Regions from separate parts of the Homo sapiens genome. Here region 2 is linked to region 1. The links are chromatin contacts, found by Hi-C or POLR2A ChIA-PET in ENCODE. All regions are on one chromosome and are shown on one strand. Each heading gives the region's core, a stretch centred on a gene start or an enhancer-like site at or near the end of the contact. The rest is flanking DNA. Distances are from core to core; before and after follow the strand shown.

What was found. Hi-C counts contacts between places; a loop is a spot of excess contacts on that map. ChIA-PET counts read pairs that join two places held with the same protein, here RNA polymerase II (POLR2A). Pooled maps may share reads with other maps.
Region 2: a pooled map shows a loop between it and region 1 (2.3-fold over the local background). The contact joins the promoter of ARMH3 here to the enhancer-like site in region 1. A Hi-C loop is called at or near these places in 5 of 50 pooled maps. POLR2A ChIA-PET finds 5 or more read pairs at or near these places in 16 of 52 experiments (AG04450, B cell, BJ and 13 more).

Annotation. Positions count from the first base shown.
Region 1 is chr10:101,997,780-102,004,934 of GRCh38, forward strand. It overlaps ARMH3 (armadillo like helical domain containing 3), which reads right to left. Exons shown (of 26, transcript NM_024541.3): 15 at 4,192-4,293. Among named protein-coding and RNA genes, the nearest start is that of ARMH3, 55 kb to the right of the region's middle. RefSeq lists a silencer at 6,747-6,796. Within about 2 kb of position 3,817, at least 3 of the 41 ENCODE cell types and tissues checked have a DNase peak (open chromatin) inside an H3K27ac peak, as active enhancers do; they include B cell and GM12878, where a contact is called at or near this core.
Region 2 is chr10:102,050,893-102,058,329 of GRCh38, forward strand. ARMH3 (armadillo like helical domain containing 3) reads right to left here and starts at 5,281. Exons shown (of 26, transcript NM_024541.3): 1 at 5,193-5,281. RefSeq lists a silencer at 4,981-5,370.

The DNA.
Region 1 (7,155 bases), core at 2,567-5,066:
ACATATCTATTAAAAGTATCTTTTTGGGTTTAAAGGATAAATATATAAGAAAAAGGAAAAAGATAATATCCTCATGGCGGTGGTGGAAACAGAGCCAAGAAAAAGTTGCTTCTATTGCTGCTAAAAACATAATGAGATGCTGTTAGCCAAGGCATGCAGCAGGGGCTGAGGCAGGAAGAAAGCTGGGCCAATAAAGCCACACAGGAGTCATTTTTGAAATTAACTCTTCATTCCTAACCTTGCCCTTTGCCATATTTAGGTTGCCTGTTGGCCAAGACCACTCATTCTACAATTAATCAGCCTTTAATTTTGCCTTCCATTTTATGGATGGCAAGTGACCAAGACAAAGAAGCTTATATAATCACTAAAGCTAAAAATGAGTTCCAAGGGCCTCAGTTCACTGTGTTATATCCGGCAAAGCTAAAAGTTCATTTTCTAGGTCACATCCATGCAGTGTCTCTATTCTGTGGTTGCTGCAATACTTCTAGAGAAAGGAAGAGGTTACCATTTCCATAAAGAAGCAATGGCTTCAAGAAAGTGATACACAAGTCTGGTTATCCTTGCTTACCAGATCTCTCTTGCCAAGTCTCAGAGGTTCAGCTATCTCTGCAGCTCCCAATGGACTGTTTTATGTTAGGAGTTAGTGACATGGACTACTTAAATCTATCTCATCCCTGATATAGCTCTCTCTTTCTTGAAAGAGAACACTTGCAAAACATAAAGGAAGAAAAAAGTCTAAGTTTGCAAGGCAGAAATCTCCAAGAGCTAATACAATATGTCTGAGTGTAACATATCTTAGACTCTGCCCACCCAGGCTCCTTTCTGCTCTGGCAATTCTTCATTTCCCATACTTACCTTTTAGCTCTCCTGTCTCTGTCTACCAATGTTTCTTTCTCACTCTAAAAGTCTCCGAATCCTGGTCTTCTCCTCCTATGCAGTTCTTGCCTTTCAGCTCCATTCTTAGACTTCTGAAAACTCTCCAACCAGAAACCTACCTACCTCACTTGGCAAATAAGAGACTTCTAGAGTATACTTAATGCCTAAGGGAAACTTAAACCACCTACAAGGCATTAATCTCTCCTCACAGAAAGTAAAGTGGCAAAAACCATAGTATTTCAGCAATTTTGCTTCTAAAGTGGAAATGGTTTTTTTGTTATTTAGGAATCTGAAGTTCATCTGTGGACCATAATTTAAGAACCCAAATATAAACTACTGGACAGTTAGTTCCTAAAAAGGATTTAAAGATTCTTATAAAGAAGCCTTAAAAAGGAAGAATCTATGCCAAATTGTTAAGAGTGATTAACTCTGGAGAGTTTAAATTACAAAGAACTTTCACTTTCTAAGTTAACTATTGCTAGAATGTTTTAATTTTTAATAAGAATATTTCAATTATTTTTGTAATTAGGAAAAAAAATCCTTTTTTTTTTTTGAAACAGAGTTTTGCCCTTGTTGCCCAGGCTAGAGTGCAGTGGCATGATTTTGGCTCACTGCAACCTCCGCCTCCCGCATTCAAGCGATTCTTATGCCTCAGCCTCCCAAGCAGCTGAGATTACAGGCACCCACCACCATGCTTGGCTGATTTTTGTATTTTTAGTAGAGACAGGGTTTCACCATGTTGGCCAGGCTGGTCTCAAAGTCCTGACCTCAGGTGATCCTCCCACCTAGGCCTCCCAAAGTGCTGGGATTACAGGTGTGAGCCACAGCGCCCAGCCAAAAAATCCTTTTAAATAGGAGAAGCCCACTGGATCAATCTGTAGGTACCAAAAGAAATGCTAATAAAAATGTTCATTAAAATGCTAGCTTTGTGTCCCAAAAAAGCAAGCATTTTGGGGACAAATGGGGATACTGAAATAGGGACTAAATATTACATGATACTACAGAATTATTGTTGACTTTCTTAGATATAATAATGGTATTCTGGATATCTAGGAAAATGTCCTTAACTTTAGGTGATACATGTTAAAATATTTATGTGTAAAGCAGAATCATGATGTCTGCAACTTCATTTAAAATGATTCAGCCAGGCCGGGCGTGGTGGCCCATACCTGTAATCCCGGCACTTTGGGAGGCTGAGGTGGGCGGATCACAAGGTCAGGGGTTTGAGACCAGCCTGGTCAACACAATGAAACCCCGTCTCTACTAAAAATACAAAAATTAGCCAGGTGTTGTGCCACATGCCTGTAGTCCCAGCTACTCCAGAAGCTAAGGCAGGAGAATGGCTTGAACCTAGGAGGCGGAGGTTGCAGTGAGCCTTGGTTGCAATTGCACTCTAGCCTAGGCAACAGAGCAAGATTCTGTCTCAAAAAAATAAAAAATAAAATAAAATAAAATGATTCAGCCAAAATAACAACAACAACACACAGAAAGAAATTTAAGTGCAAACCAAGTATGGTAAAATGTTCATGAGTATATAGGTAAATCACTTCACAATTATTTTCAACTTCTGTATACTAGAATTTTTTCATTACAAAAAATGGAAGAAAAAATGCTAGCTCAGTGTCACCATGAAATCAAAGGCTTACTTCCAGGCAATCCTAAAACTGGGATATATTCCACTTATATCAGGTTCCTAGAGCAGTCAAATTTATAGAGGCAGAAAGCAGAATGGTTGCTGTCAGGCCTTGGGGCAAGAGGAGGATGGGGTATTAGTGTTTAATGGGTATAGAGTTTCCATTTTGTAAGATGAAAAAGTTCTGAGGCCAGGTGCGGTGGCTCACACCTGTAATCCCAGTACTTTGGGAGGCCAAGGCGGGCAGATCACTTGAGCCCAGGAGTTCAAGACCAGCCTGGGCAACATGGCGAAACCCCGTATCTACAAAAAATACACACACAAAAAAAATATTATCCAGGTATAATGGTGCACACCTGTAGTCCCAGCTACTCAGGAGCCTGAGGTGGGAGAATCACCTGAGCCCAGGAAGTCAAGGCTGCAGTGAGCTGAAACCACACTACTGCACTCCAGCCTGGCTGACAGACTGAGACCCTGCCTTCAAAAAACAGAAAAATAAAAAGTTCTAGAGATGGATGGTGATGATAGTTTTGTTGTTTTTTTTTTGAGATGGAGTCTCACTCTGTCATGCAAGCTGGGGTACAGTGGCGCGATCTCAACTCTCTACAACCTCCACCTCCCGGGTTCAAGCAATTCTCCTGTATCAGCCTCTCGAGTAGCTGGGATTACAGGCACATGCCACCACGGCCGGCTAATTTTTGTATTTTTAGTACAGACAAGGTTTCACCATGTTGGCCAGGCTGGTCTTGAACTCCTGGCCTCAAGTGATCCTCCCGCCTCAGCCTCCCAAAGGGCTGGGATTACAGGCATGAGCCACCGTACCCAGCCAGTGATGATGGTTGTACAAAAATATGGAAGTAGGTAATGCAACTAAATAGTACATTTAAATATGGTTAAGATGGTAAATTTTGTTATATATACTTTACCACAATAAAAACAAACATAAAAATTGTGAACACTCACATAAATCCTGTATAAAGAAAAATGCTAAGTAGGGGAAAAAAAACAAAACTAAGATATATACTGGATAGAATTTGCTGTGTCTCCTTCCAACCCCTTCTCAATCCTAGGACAACTACTCCACTACTCTACCACCAAGTAAAAGGCCATGGCAAAATCACAAACAGAGGAAAAACAGGAAATCACACAACAAAACCTCAAACTTTTCCAACACTCAATCCTCTCCCACTTCCACTCTTGCATTTCTAGGATGGGTATTGACACTTCTATTTTAAGTGTTCAAGAACAGAGTCCCTCTGAATCTCACCTCTTCCTACTGTACTGTGTACGACAGTCCTCTAATTCTCACCACGAGCTGATGCTTTCAGTTCCTGTCCTCAAAAGGGAATTCCCTGAAGCGTGCTAATCCCTCCACTTCCCACACATAAGAGTCTGCATCTACTTACCAAGATCTGCTAAGAAGATTTGCTAGCTTTCAAAGAGACCAATTTTTTTCCTGTTCTATTTTTGAGTACTCCCCTCCAGCTTCAGGTTTTCCCAACACCACCTAATTGCCATCTAGCAATTAGGTGAGACATCACTATTTTCCAGCAATGAAGACCATGTACACAAGGCCCCAATAGTTCATCTTGTCAAAGCTTCAAAATATTAATGTTGCTCTTTGATGCTAGCTGCCTGCCACACCTTTGACTTCCTGAGCCCCCAAAATAGCTATGGCTTACCTTTGGTGTCCTGCATGACAATTGAGCTATACTTTAAAAAGGTTATCAGTAGATTACTGGTCTGTACATCTGCATCCAGTGGGAGTTCCACAGAACTTATAACTGGAATAGAACAGATAAAATGCACTTAGCCTGCAACATATTCCATCTAACACTTCTACCCACATAGCCAATTTGCCAGCAGGCAAAAAAATCACTAAATAAGCTTTTTCCACAACAGAGGGAGGACCAAGTGCTCATCACAAAACTTTTATCTACTCTTCCTAAGCCTGTAGAGCCCCCTTCCTATTCCCCAAATTAAGCCCAGTGACCTGCTCTCCTATCTAGGGCCAGTCTCCAAGAACGGTGCTTTTTCTCCCAACATCCTGGGAAGGGTATGTTGATTCCACTTCCTGCCCCAAGTATCCCCAAAGAGTTTAAGGCCCTTCTTAAAGAAACTTCGATTTCTACCTGAAGGAAAGATCTGTATTGAATATAAATGAGTTTTACTTTGATGGGTCTCCTGCTTGAAATCAGTGAAGATTCCTCCCTAACAAGGAGAAATCTTGCTGAATTTTGAGAACAAGTCTTTAGGCTGGACGTACCCATGATAGAGAGGGGAAAATGTTAAGGCAGAACTATATTCAAATTCTACCACTATTAAGTGGCAGACTTCCCTTCCCCGCTTAAGGGAACTGAAAGTAATAGTAGACTGAAAACAGATGAACAGGTCAAGCGCAGTGGCTCACGCCTGTAATCCCAGCACTTTGGGAGCCCGAGTTGGGCACATCACCTAAGGTCAGGAGTTCGAGGTCAGCCTGGCCAACATGGTGAAACCCCATCTCTACTAAAAATACAAAAATTAGCTGGGCATGGTGGTCGGTGCCTATAATCCCACCTACTAGGGAAGCTGAGGCAGGAGAATTGCTTGAAACCGGGAGGCGGAGGTTGTAGTGAGCCGAGATGGCGCCACTGCACTCCAGCCTGGGTGACACAGCGAGACTCTGTCACAAATAAATAAATAAATAAATAAATAAATAAATAAATAAATAAAAACAGATGAACATTACTGATTGGAACAGCCTGGGAACTGAGTTTTACATACCTAGCTGATGTTTCTAAGAGAAATCCCCCACCCAGTTCTCTGAGCCACAGTCCCAATGAACAATGACAGATAATTGGCCTCTAATGACCAGGGCTGACCACAGAACACAGTATTTTCTTTTTTTTTGAGACAGAGTCTCGCTCTGTTGCCCAGGCTAGAGTGCAGTGGTGCCATCTCAGCTCACTGCAACCTCCGTCTCCTGGGTTCAAGCAATTCTCCTGCCTCCGCCTCCCAAATAGCTTGGATTACAGGCACCCACCACCATGCCCAGCTAATTTTTGTATTTTAGTAGAAACAGGGTTTCACCATGTTGGCCAGGCTGGTCTTGAACTCCTGACCTCAAGCAATCCACCCACCTCGGGCCTCCCAAAGTGTTGGGATTAAGGCATGAGCCACTGTGCCTGGCCCAGAACAAAGTCTTAATGTAGGCTTCCCAAAATTCTAAGACTTTAAATTAGACTCAGACCTCTTGTTAAGTGCTTTTACACTGCCTAAGACACAATATATAAGTTAAAAGGAGTCTTATAATGGCCCAAAAAAGCTAGAGAATCTATGGCTTTCTGCTACATTTTCAGCCATGAAGACTCAGTTGACTTTGGGATATTACTCATAATATGTATTCATAACCATAACAGATCCCTCTGGAGTTATTACGACATATGCAGAGAACATTTATGAACAGTGAGAAACATTTGCATTTTATGAACCCATAATAAACAGCAAGCACAACAAAAAGCCTTATGAAAAGAAATCAGCATGCCCAACCCCTGGCTATTTTCCCAGTTAGGCCTCCAAGAGCTAATATAAGACAAATATATTTTTATGTTGAAATACTAAAAGGTTTTAATTCATGTTATGGGTTAATGACCCAAGACTGTCATTTCAAACCACAGCCTGTTTTGAAGCTCAGAACCCGTAATCATCCCTTTGTCCAATACAAGGAGGCACCTAACTGGTAAGTGGGGCTTTTTTCCTGCTCATACACAGCAATAACTGGAAAACTATCTTATATAATATGTAGAAATATAGAAGTATATGTATTTTTAGTTTACCAGAAAGTCCTCTCATGCCAAGGCTGAGTTGTCAAATGTCAAGTCTGAGCTGAGAACAAATGTTATAGCTAAACTGCCGGCTTTTAAAAATATGGCTCTGGTGACATACCTTTAAATATAAGTGGGCTACTGAACACCACTATAATTAAGATCTAAAAATTAAAAACAAGGTTGTAATACTTAGGAACCCTACAGAAGGAAATGAGTTAGGAGACAGGGAAAAGAACAAATAGAACAGAGACAGAATAAAATCCCTCACAAATTAAAATCTTCTTCCTAAGGAAGAGTCATTCCTTGATCTTTGGCTTCATAATTCTTCCCAGCAGCTTTTGTCAAGGGAGACAGTCATTTGAAAGTGGGCTGACTTGATCTTCCCACTAGAAAAAATAAAAGCTCACTGGTTGTAGGTAAGTAAGCACAAATCCTACCATTGCATAATCAAGTGTGTGGGTGGAAGTGTTCACAATGAACAGTTTGAAAGGCAGTTCTCTGAAGCATCCAAACCCCAACATCACATGGAACTCATATATATATATATGGCTTTTGATATCCATGGTAACCAGGCAGGGTTCATTCTTAAAGAGAAAGTACTGTATTTCCATTGGGTTATTCTGTGGCCTGAATAAACAGAGACAAGTAGGCAATCCTTACTACTTGCTCCTTCTCAGTAAGATATTTTGGGGCTGGGCATGGTGGCTCATGGGTGTAATCCCAGCACTTTGGGAGCCCGAGGCAGGCGGATCACCTGAGGTCAGGAGTTCGGGACCAGCCTGGCCAATACAGTGAAACCCCATCTCTACTAAAAATACAAAAATTGGCCAGGCGTGG
Region 2 (7,437 bases), core at 4,031-6,530, 55 kb after region 1:
CACGCCTGTAATCTCAGCACTTTGGGAGGCCGAGGCAGATCACTTAAGAGTAAGAATTCAAGGCTGTCCTGGCCAACATGGTGAAACCCTGCCTCTACTAAAAATATAAAAATTAGCTGGGCATGGTGGCAAGCACCTGTAATCCCAGCTATTCAAGAGGCTGAGGCAGGAGAATCACTTGAACCCGGGAGAGGGAGGTTGCAGTGAGCAAAGATTGTGCCACTTGTACTCCACCCTGCTGGGCGACAGAGCAAGACTCTGTCTCAAAAAAAAAAAAAAAAAGAAAGAAAGAAAAGTCAAGTGGGCGCAGTGGCTCATGCCTGTAATATCAGCACTTTGGGAGGCCAAGGCCGGCGGATCATCTGAGGTCAAGAGTTCGAGACCAGCCTGGCCAACACTGTGAAACACCATCTCTACTAAAAATACAAAAAGTAGCTGGGTGTGGTGGAGGGGGTCTGTAATCCCAGCTACTCAGGAGGCTGAGGCAGGAGAATCACTTGAACCCAAGAGGCGGAAGTTGCAGTGAGCCAAGACTGGGCCACTGCACTACAGCCTGGGCAACAGAGGGAGACTCCATTTCGGAAAAAAAAAAAAAAGAAAAAGAAAAAGAAAGAAGTCAGTCAACTCAGGACATCACCTGACAAGCATCATCTCTATTTTCTAGAAGCTAGGACAGAACCAGACTGATTAAGGAAGCACACAAACCACTACAAGGCAGGGTCCATAGCTTGTGTGCTCTAGACAATGCTCCCCTCAGAATGGGTGTTCAGCCTATACCTGAAAATGGAAGTAACTCAGAGACTTTCCCAAGACTAAGAAGCAAATGGCAAAACCAGGACTATTCCCAGGTATCAGCCAGTCTGTACCTACTACAGGTCAACTAGCTTCACAAAAGACAATTTAATCTGGTCCCATCAGCATCTACTCAGTTTGCCTAATGTTACAAATGATCAATGAAGATGAGCTCTCGTTCATTTAAATAAACATGACCACCTTTGGTTCCCTTTCAAATTATCCTACACAAGAAGGAAGGCATTCCTCCTTCCGAAGGGGGAACCAGCTCCAAATTGACAGTATTTCAGGAAATTCTGATTAGAAACCACATTTTCTGACACATCCCAGAATGAAAATTCATGGTAAGATCTTCTCAATGAGCAGGAGATTCCTGTAAATTAATACTTTCTCCTGCTCCAGCCCTGAACTTATTCAAACGGCACACTGTCACTCATATCTTCTCATTTCTTCCCCTGCTCAATTATACAAGCCTCATGAACACCACCTAAATATAAAATGAAAATTATAAGATAAAGTCCCATAATCATCTTCTTCCCCCACTCCCCCGCCCCACCGAAAGACAGTCTCCCTCTGTTGCCCAAGCTGGAATGCAGTGGCACAATCACAGCTCACTGCAGCCTCAACCTCCTGGGCTTACACGACCCTCCCACCTCAGCCTCCTTAGTAGCTGGCACTACAGGCTCACACTGCCACACCCGGCTCATTTTTGTATTTTTTGTAGAGACAGGGTTTTGCTATCTTGCCCAGGCTAATCTTGAACTCTTGAGCTCAAGCAATCCACCAGCCTCGGCCTCCCAAAGTGCTGGGATTACAGGCATGAGACACCTTGCCTGACCCCATAATCTTCATAAAGGAAGCCCAAAAGGTACCTGCAATCTTGCAAAGTAAACTGATTTCCTGCTACTTGAATAACACTTATTAAGACCTTATAAATTACATAAGCATAGTGTAAGACAGAAAGGGACCAAAAAATTACTAAATTACAGTCCCTGCCTTGAGAAGCTCACTATTAAGTGGAGGAAGTGCATAATCTGCTACTTCCTTATAGACAAATAAAATAAACATTTTTTTTTCCCCAAGACTTTTTTCATATATGCCCTCACTCAAAGCTGGTGCCAATACATTAAGCTCACCAGGTCTCTCACTTCCAGCTGCCTACTAAGGTCTCCATCGGTACATCCTACAAGCAACCTGAGCTCGGCATACCAAACCATATCCCCTATGCCTCTTTCCATACCCTAACCTTTGGAAACCTGCTCTACTTTTTCTAATCCATATCCTGTCAATGAAATCCCCATACATCCACTCTCTCAAATTAGAAATCCTAGCCCACTCTCTTCCTAAGAAGTTGAATCAATCTCAGAAGTACAGTATTTCCAAAATCCCCTCCTCTTCATTCCCACAGCTACACTTTCTTCAGACTCTCAGTCAATTGCAACAACTCTAATTAGTCTCACTGCCTCATTCTTCATTACTTTAATCTGCATTTCTGTCACTCCCTAACTTAAAAAAAACTCCTCAGAAGCTAAAAAAAAAAAAAAAAAAAAAAAAAGAGAAAAAAATTCCAATGACTCCCCACTTTCTTTTCAGTCTCACCTCCTAGCAGTTTCCCCACCACACATCCTGTTTGGGACAAATTTCTGAGATTTAAAATAATTTTTTTTCCTCTCACATCCTCACCAAGCCTTTGCAAGTACTGTTCTCTCCAAATGAAATGCCTTTTCTTTTTCAGAGATGGGGTCTCGCCATGTTGAGCCAGCTCGTCTCAAACTCCTGGGCTCAGGCAATCTACCTGCCTAGGCCTCCCAAAGTGCTAGGATTACAGGTATAAGCCACCAGGCCGAGTAAAAATGCCTTTTCTTACTTGTGCAATCTCCTACTCATCCTTCAACACCCAACTCAAGTATCTCCCCCCTGCAAAGATTTCCCTGACTCTCCCAAGCAATGGCAGTATTCCCATTACACTGTATAAATTTTTTTTTTTTTTTTTGAGAGGGAGTCTCGCTCTGTCGCCCAGGCTGGAGTGCAGTGGCACCATCCCGGCTCACTGCAAGCTCCGCCTCCTGGGTTCATGCCATTCTCCTGCCTCAGCCTCCTAGTAGCTGGCACTACAGGCGCCCGCCACCACACCCGGCTAATTTTTTGTATTTTTAGTAGAGACGGGGTTTCACCATGTTAGCCAGGATGGTCTTGATCTCCTGACCTTGTGATCCGCCGGCCTCCGCCTCCCAAAGTTACATAGTAAGTGCTCAATAAATGTGTTGAATAAACAGTTCACCCTTATATATCCTGGATCAATTTTTGGCCATTTTCCCCAAATGTTACAGATTCCTAAACTGTGCTCAGTGTGAGATTCCAAATTTCATAATGACTGCTTTGAGGTTTTCACCTTGTTTTAATTATCCAAATGTTGAACAAGTCGGCTGGGGGCAGTGACTCACTCCTGTAATCCCAGCACTTTGGGAGGCTGAGACGGGTGGATCACGAGGTCAGGAGTTGGAGACCAGCCTGGCCAATATGGTGAAACTCCGTCATTACTAAAAACACAAAAATTAGCCAGGCATGGTGGTGCGCGCCTGTAGTCACAGCTACTCAGAAGGCTAAGGCAGAAGAATCGCTGGAACCCGAGAGACGGAGGTTGCAGTGAGCCAAGATCATGCCACTGCACTCCAGCCTGGGCGACAGAGCGAGACTCCGTCTCAAAAAAAAAAAAAAAAAGTTGAACAATAAATTGTAATACCTAAAAGTCCAATGAAAACACCTTAAAGGCTTCTCTAGTCACTGAAATGGGTATTCCCCCTTTACAGTCGTAACAAGAGGGATCCCTCTTTCCCTTGACTGTGATCTGATATCCTGAAAGTCTTCACACAGAAGCTATTGTGCACACAAATCCAACTTAAGGTACACCCAAAATAATTCCAATCCTGCTAAGTTACGGGCAGGGACACAAATCATATTTACCCTAGTTTACAAAGCAACTAAAGGATAGCAAAGAAAAAGCTCTCACTAAGCTCAAAACTTTTTCTGGCCGGGCGCAGTGGCTCACACCTGTAATCCGAACACTTTGGGAGATCGAGGTGGGTGAATCATCTGAGGTCAGAAGTTTGAGACCAGCCTGGCCAACATGGCGAAACCCTGTCTCTACTAAAAATACAAAAATTAGCCGGGCGTGGTAGCTCACGTCTGTAATCCCAGCTGCTTGGGGGGCTGACGGGGAAGAATCGCTCGAACCTGGAAGGCGGAGGTTGCAGTGAGCCGAGATCACGCCATTGCACTCCAGCCTGGGCAACGAGAGCGAAACTCCGTCTCAAAAAAACAAAAAACAAAACAAACAAACAAACAAAAAAAAAAAGGCCGGGCGCGGTGGCTCACGCCTTTAATCACAGCACTTTGGGAGGCCGAGGCGGGCGGATCACCTGAGGTTGGGAGTTCGAGACCAGCCTGACCAACATGGAGAAATCCCGTCTCTATCAAAAATATAAAATTAGCTGGGCGTGGTAGCGCAAGGCTGAGGCAGGAGAATCGCTTGAACCCCGGAGGCAGAGGTTGTGGTAAGCCGAGATCGGGCAACTGCACTCCAGACTGGGCGACAACAGCGAAACTCCATCTCAAAATAAATAAATAAATAAATAAATAAATAAAATAAAATAAAAAACTTTCTGGAGAGGAAGAACTGCGGAGGGTCGGATGATCCAGTGACATACATTTGGGTATGGCCCAAGTTTCTGCTTCCCCATTCGCCAGGGGCAGCACGCCTCAGCTTCTCCTTCTCCAGGGGACCAGGTTTCTCTCTACTTTTTCCTTCCCTATACCCTCCTGGGAACAGGTTCCTTTCCTGGGCTCTCGCCGAGTAACCCAAAGAAAACACAGTAGCTTCACTGATTCCGTGTGAAGAGTGGGTTAAAGCCTGTCAGAGCCTGGAGAGGGACAGGACTGGAGCCCTTCCGGGACACCTGAAGACTTCGCACAAACCCGCTTTCCTCTATCCCTGAGATTCTCAGAGGTGCCTTGCCCTACGCCCGCACCCCAGGACCAAGAACAGCAGGAGAGGAAGCTCTCGGGGCAGCTGGCGGGGTCAAAGGTCAGCACCTCGGAAGCCAGAAGGCCCCGCAGGGATGCGGGAGAGGGACGTGACCGGGACCGTGTGGTCCGAGGGACCGGCCGCTGGAAGAGCGAAGCCGTTTCTCTCTAGGCTCGGCCGCCCCCAGGCCCAGCCCTCCCCGGCATACGCAGCTTCAGCAGCCGTCCTCCCTCCCTCTCCCCTCGCGTCCTCGTCGTCCCCGCGGCCAGCGCAGGCCCCGCCCCCAGAACCGCCTCGGGGCCAAGGCCTAGTATGGCAGGACCCGCAGGGTTGGTCAGGTTCGAGGACCGGGCCGGGCCTGGCCGCCGCCGCTTACCGAGCCCGCGGCTCCTCCTCTACCACCCGCGCCGTTCCCGGGCCCGCTCGCTCTCGACGCCACCGACGCTGCCGCTGCTCCGGGCTCACGGGCGCGCTCCCGACCTCCCCGACCCTTCCCGTGTCCCCGCGCCCCGCCGGGTCCTAAAGCCCGGCGCGCAATGGGTTAGTCCACGCCCGCTTCCTGAGACCGGCTCAGACCACGATTCCCAGCAAGCATCGCAAAGACTACAACTCCCGAAAGGCATCGCGAGAAATAAATTCGCAGTGGACTTGTCTATTGAGGGCCTACTGGGTCGCAATAGCAGTTTTCCGAAACATGGCCGACTCTTTGACCTCAGCAATTTTACTTCTAGGAATACATGTATCCTCTAGAAATACTGGCGAAGTTTGGAAAGATATATTTTCCAAATGTGTATTACAACTTTGTACGTGAAAGATTGAAAACAAACTCATTCTTTCAACAAATACGTGTGTGCCTGATAAGTGCAAAGTAGCGTGTAAAGCTCTATTAACTTGGCCAGAAATCTATTTTCTTTTCTTTTCCTTTTTTTTTTTTTTGAGACAGGATCTTGCCCTTGCCCAGGCTGGAGTGCCGCAGTGGCACAATTACAGCTCAGTGCAGCCTCCACCTCCTAGGCTCAAGCAGTCCTCCTGCCTCTGCCTCTGGTAGCTGGGATTACAGGCACGTGCCACCACTCCCTGCCTCTGAGTCTTTGTTTTCTTTTTTTTTTTTTTTTTCGAGATGGTGTCTCACTCTATTGCCCAGGCTGGAGTGCAGTGGTGCGATCTCGGCTCACTGCAACCTCTGCCTCCCGGGTTCAAGAGAGTCTCCTGCCTCAGCCTCCCCAGTAGCTGGGATTACAGGAGTGTACCACCACGCCCGGCTAATTTTTGTATTTTTTAGTAGAGACAAGGTTTCACCATGTTGCCAGGCTGGTCTCAAGCTCCTGGCCTCAGGTGATCCACCCGCCTCTGCCTCCCAAAATGCTGGGATTACAGGCGTGAGCCACCGCACCCAGCCTGAGTCTCTGTTTTTTTATACACAAATGGAAGGTTTAAAAAGATGTGCTATAACAGCAAGAATACTATTAAAAAGAAAAAACAAGTAAAAAAAATAAAATAAGCCAGGCGCGGTGGCTCACACCTGTAATCCCAACACTTTGGAAGGCAAAGGCGGGTGGATCACCTGAGGTCAGGAGTTCGAGACCAGCCTGGCCAACATGGTGAAACCCCATCTCTACTAAAAATACAAAAAATGGCCGGGCGTGTTGGCAGTCCTCTGTAATCCCAGCTACTCGGGAGGCTGAGGCAGGAGAATCGCTTGAACCTGGGAGGCGAAGGTTGCAGTGAGCCAAGATCGCGCCATCGCACTCCAACCTGGGCGACAGAGCGAGACTCCGTCTCAAAACAAAAAAGAAGTGGAGAAGAGTTCTGTGGGCGGCAAGCCACCCAGGTGCCGAGTCAAGAGACCGAAGACACAAGCTGTTCCAGTATAATAAAGAAAATAATTAAAATAAGAATAGCTATATTAGAAATAGAATATAGATGTGATTATATATGAATATTAGTAATCATTAGTTTGTAGCATTACTTTTATTAATAACTTATATTTTACAATTATAATTTAGGAAAACCAGGCCATACAGAGTTAGGAGCTGAAGGGACACGGTGAGAAGTGACCAGAAGGCAAGAGTGTGAGCCCTCTGTCACGCCCAGACAGGGCCACTAGAGGACTCCTTGGTCTAGCGGTAATGCCAGTGCCTAAGAAGGCACCCGTTACTTAGCAGACCTTGGACTAGCCATAGCGCCAGTGCCTGGGAAGGCACCTGTTACTTAGCAGACGGGCCTTTCCCTGAGGAAGTTAGAGAACACTCTGCTTCACCACCTCTTGTTGGAAGCCTGACATCAGCCAGGCCTACCCGCAGCCAACCGGAGGCTTAAACCTCTCCGAGATGCTGTGCTTCAGCGGTCACGCTCCTGGTTCACTTTCCTGTTCCGCTCTGTACCTAGATAGCAGTAGCAGAACTAGTAAAAGTATTAAAGTCTTTGATCTTTCTGAGAAATGCACAGAAGAAATAATGACGTAAGCTGTCCCCTCTCTCTCTGCTTCGGCTACCAAATAGGGAAGGGCCCCCTGTCCGGCAGACACGTGACTTGTGTAACCTTACCTATCATTGGAGATGACTCACACTCCTTACCCTGCCCCCTTGCCTTGTACACAATAAATAGCAGCGTGGCCAGGC